Linked DNA regions of Homo sapiens: region 1 is linked to region 2. Evidence: read pairs that join two places in POLR2A ChIA-PET (ENCODE). Cell type or tissue: OCI-LY7. All regions are shown on one strand.

Evidence for each region. ChIA-PET counts read pairs that join two places held together with the same protein. Peaks named below come from ENCODE experiments on the same cell type or tissue, not always from the same donor. Only the 100,000 strongest peaks of a DNase experiment are listed, where the experiment ranks them.
Region 1: POLR2A ChIA-PET joins it to region 2 with 12 read pairs; 2 of 35 experiments call an interaction of 5 or more read pairs at or near these places.

The regions. Positions count from the first base shown.
Region 1 is chr10:50,652,299-50,654,798 of GRCh38, reverse strand. No RefSeq gene overlaps it. Among named protein-coding and RNA genes, the nearest start is that of SGMS1-AS1, 29 kb to the right of the region's middle. In OCI-LY7, a CTCF peak has its summit at 1,422 (motif pointing right); DNase peaks (open chromatin) are centred at 291 and 1,388; H3K4me3 peaks cover 2,314 bases; H3K27ac peaks cover 2,500 bases.
Region 2 is chr10:50,361,421-50,363,920 of GRCh38, reverse strand. All of the region lies in intron 6 of SGMS1 (sphingomyelin synthase 1), which reads left to right. Among named protein-coding and RNA genes, the nearest start is that of ASAH2, 110 kb to the right of the region's middle. RefSeq lists an enhancer at 960-1,029. In OCI-LY7, no CTCF peak of the experiment used is centred here; DNase peaks (open chromatin) are centred at 560, 1,100, 1,780 and 2,080; H3K4me3 peaks cover 2,062 bases; H3K27ac peaks cover 2,500 bases.

The sequences.
Region 1 (2,500 bases), 290 kb before region 2:
AATCACTTCCAGATTGAGAGTGAGATGAAAAATAAAATATGTTGTGTACTAGGCAGAGGAAGTAATGGTACTTCCTGGAGGTGAGATGACATAAGGGTAGGGAACACTGGGATGCACTGCCCAGATGTCTCTTCAGGAAAGACTTATTCTCCTTTAGGAAAGACCAAGTCTCCTGAGGACTTACTTTCCTTGCTGCTAGATGATAGCTCTCTGGGTCACTTCCGTTGGGGCATTGCCTTAGTTGCAGATAGACTCTTTGCCTGAGGTCACAGCCCCTGCCTTAGTTGCAGATAGACTCTTTGCCTGAGGTCACAGCCCCTGCTGGAGGCCCACAGCCAGTGGCTGATCGACAAGAGGTATGAAGGTTGAGACCTCTCTTGTCCCCAGTCAAGTCACCTTGGAAGGGTTATCTTATTTTTAGAACTCCCTGAAGGATCGCCTGAGGCTTTGAGGCTGTGCTGCAGTTCAACTACTAGCTCTGCTCCATCCTGCTTTCTTTCCATGGGTGTTGACCACATGGGAACACCCTAATAAACCTCCTACACATTGGTCTCCATCTTGGAGTTGGCTCTCCAGGGAGTTCAATGCTGTGTTATGGTGTTACACACCATCACTGATTTTTTTTCAACCATCTCCCAGCAATCTTGGCATGTTCTTTTATTCAAATTGTTCTCCCAACATTTTCCCCCATGAGAGCCACAAAAAAATGGAGGATCTGGGCAGATAATTAAGGAAGGCACTCAGGCATTAGGTTAAACAGGCAAAGTTCACTAAGGGAACTGAGGGTTGAGTATGGGAAGTGCGTTCAGTAAGAATCTGCTAGAACCAGGGTAAAGGCAAGGGCTGAATCAGCAATAGATTAGCATTGAGTGTGGAGCTTGTTACACATCTTCTGGCTAAGAACAGGTTTAGCCTCAGAGTCTGCGGAGCCAGAAAGGAGAAAGAGGAAAGAGGAAAAGGTCGGAGGAGGGAAATTTGGAGCTTAGAGGTCAACAGGTTAGAAATAGAGACAGGAAACTAGGCAAGTGATAACACACACACACACACACACACACACACACACACACACACTGTATTTGGGAAAAGAACTGAGCTTAAGGAGGACTACACCCTTGAAATAGCTTCCCCTTTCAAGGTTCTTCTCTGCAAAATTAAAGACGACCTTTTTTATTAAAAACCTCCTGACAGAGATTCCTCACATTCATTCTCCTAACATACATTATACACGGGGAACAAAGCTGCAGGAAACATAATGGAAACAAGAAATATAAATAGCTAATCTATATTTATGAGCACAGGAAGGAAGTGTCAGCCAGTGTCAGGAAACAAGAAGGGGGATGTTAGGGTCCAGAAAAGGAGCAGGTAGAGGAGGCTGCTGACTTTGCTTAGTTCCATCAGGGTTGGAGAATTTGCATTTTGAGTGGGTCCAGCAGATGGTGCTGCTCCAGTAGAGAGCAGGAAAATCGTTTTGTATGTTTACAATTCTGAACGAATATGATTTGTAAAATTCCAACCCTATCTCCTCAGACATTAATATATGTACAGACACTAGTGTTTACAGCAAATCCTAATCTTGGTTTCATCAACTATCTGGGTCATTCTTATTTCGTATAGTAGCAATGCTATTGACAAGTTTCATGATCTTCTCTTGCCAGTTCCTCCCAGGATGATGGGATTTGGAGTCAATCCTGCAGTAATTGCTGGCACTATCACCTGCTGTCTTGTGTGCTTGCGTGATAGTGCATCTGAAAAACATCTTCAGAAATGCACTGTTAATGCTTTGTCTGTTTCTATAAATATACTAAGGTTTAAGTATATACCTAATTGTATATAAGAGCCATAGTAATATGAATAATATTACACAGGCAGGAAATAAGTCAATAAGTCATTAAAAGGTCATTGTCTTAGTGTGCTAGGGCTGCCATAACAAAATACTATAGATGGAGTAACGTAAACAATAGACATTTATTTTTTTTCATGGTTCTTGAAGCTGGAAAGTCCAAGAGCAAGGTCTGGCAGCAGTGTCAGGTGAGGACTCTTTCCCTGGCTTGCAGATGGCTGCCTTCTCACTGTGTTCTCAAAGGGTGGGAAGAGATCTCTCTCTCTCTCTCTATCCCCTTCTCTTTCTGTCTTCCTCTTTCTCCCCTATCCTGCCTCGCTCTCTGACACTTCTTACAAGATTACCAATCCTATCAAATTAGAGCCTTACTCTTATGACTTATTTAAATCTTAATGGCCTCTTAAAGGCCCTATCTCCAAATGCAGTCACCTTGGGAATTAGGGTTTCAACACATGAATTTTAACAGGACACAATTCAGTCCATTGAAATTGCTAAATATAAAAGGACTAAAAACGTAGCTGTGCCGGTAGTGGTAAAATGTGGGAACCAACACATATTTTCATCAGACGCAATACTCATTATCCTTGACTCTAATCCTAAATTGTGAGAAAATAAATTTCTGTTTATTTTTAGAAATGACTGAGAATTTCCAGCCACCAG
Region 2 (2,500 bases):
GTTTTTTATCTTCATCTCTGGCTTTTATATTTATTAGAGAGTTTCTTCAGATACCTGGTGATTTTTTTTCATATTTTAAAGTAGGCACAAATAAAACTGTTTGGAAACTCTTTGCATGAGGTGAGCTTGTTTATATGGTTTCAGTGTAAGATGATCAGTATCCTTAAGTCTTTTTTCTTAAAATCTTGGGTATTTCTAGAAAAAAATTCATCTGATCATTAACCTGCAAGTTATTCTGGGTGCCTAAGAAGGTAAAAGGCAAGGGCAGATCCTACTTAATCTTTTTGCAACTTTCACTTTGTCCCTTGTTTTTAGTCAGATACCACTGCTTTCAACTGTGTTTAATGTCCACTACTCTAGAAACTCTCCATGTCTCTTTTCCAGAGGATAAACTTCAGTATTCTATGGTGTGGGGAAGAGGCAGTTGCTCAGCTGTACAAAGTGAGAATCTAGAGAAACTTATTAAGTGGTCTTTTAACTCCACTTTCACACCATTTCCAAGGTACTTGATGCCACCAATTCCTCATACTTTTAAGGCTAGAGGAAATATTTAGTGTTATGTAAATCAGAATGCTTCTTTCCCCTTTGCTGGCTTAGGGCTCCTTGTTTTGGGCCTGCCAGATCCGTCACCACTGATTCATGTGCTTCCCAACTTCCGAAATCGTGTCCCTGTTTTCTCCTCTTCTGTTCTCTTCTCTTCTGTTCTCTTCGACTGTTTTGATTTCTTGTCCCTTTTTTTAAAAAAGAAAATCTTTTTACTACCATTTCAGAGGAGTTTTTGGAGACAGTGAGATAGAATGTATATGTCCAGTGAAATACCTTTTTGGAAATCTGATTCATCTTTCAATTAACTGGATTCAGTTTTTTATTTCCCTTTTCACCCCCCAAAAAAGATGTGGGTGCTAGATTGTTGAGATCCTTGGGGCTTGACAAAATTTGTCAGTTGTCTTTATATTTATATACTTTATTTTTTTGCTGATTTCACTTCCTCTTTTGATCTGCTTTTAACATGTTGCTCTCTCTTCTTTCCTCCTGAAGTATCAGTGGGTCACAGGCCAGAGGAGAGAACCTAGGGTTTCTCCGTACCTTCTTTAAACACATCTATCTTTAAGAAAAAAATCATGTCTTGTTTTTACATTGTGGTTTCAATTCTTTATTTCATAGCCTCTTCAAACCTGTTTTATATGATCAAATTCATGGTTTGGTAAACTTCCTGTTTGTCACACCTGGCAAATCTCCCTCATGGTGGATCATTTCCTTGTGTGATTCATAATTTTCAATTATTTGCTCATCCTCAGCAAAGATTACTTTTTCCATGGGAGTCCTATGAACCATTGCTTTTTGAAGCGCCTTTAAGGAGCTATTTATATTTATTTTTCTTTTATATTTACCTTAATTTCTTGGCTTGGAAATTTCACACTACGCAGATAGTATAAATCTGGACTCTGTATCATTGTGTGTCAGTTTCATGGATCCAGTTTTTCTGGTCTTAGAGAGATTCTTGCTTTATTCAAGGTCTAAGTTTCAGTCCTCTGCCCTGGCTGGGATCTTAAGTCCCCAACCCCTAGCAGCTAGAGTCCAAGTCTGATATCCCTGTGGGATATAAGTGTTAACTTGTATCTTTTCTACTCTGAATTTGAGATTTTTCTTCTTTTGACACATGAGAAATTCTTTTTCTTTATTTTGAAACTGATTATGGTATTAAAATGTCAGCAGTTATATTTTATGTAGATTTTTATGTGCTTGATATATAAAGGAGATACGCATCACTGGGTCCATGTTCTGGAACCATAAGTCATCTCCTTTGCATTCTCATTTAATTAGGTATTCAGGAAACATCTATTAAGTGTGTACTATGCATTAGGCTCTAGAGATTCCAAAGCAAATGAAAGGACAAAGGAAGGTATAAGGTAGGAAGAATATTCCAGGCAGAAGGAACAACTTGCAAGGTATGAAATGACTGGTTTGTGTGGGAATCTACTGGAACACTTGAGTATGGATATGATACAGGCCCAGAGCTTGTAGGGCAAGGCTGAAAAATACAGGTAAATAAATAGGCCGTGTCATGGAAGGCCTTGGAGCTAAGTCAAGGCATCTGAACATCATCTTGAGAGCTGTGGGGAGCTTAAGCCTCAAGTGAAGAGATCAGATTATGAACTAGATCTCATGGTAGTGTGGCAGAGGGTTGCAGTTGAGCCAGGCTGGAGGCAGAAACTAAAGCAGAAGCAAATGGGAATAGGGAAAAGGGAACAGTTTGAGAGAGCCTTCAAGATAGGATCTCCAGGAATTCATGATTAGATATAATGAATGAGAGAGCAAGTGAAGTTGCAAGGGGCAATCCCGTGGGCCAGATTCAGCTTGCATGTTTTTTGTTTATTTTTGCCCCTTAAAAAATTGAACTTTAACTGCACTAGGTATGGCTTGCCCTATCCTGTTTGCCACAGTCCTGACGACTGCATATTCTCTGTGATCCAGGTTGATTTAATGTGCCTGGGTTCTG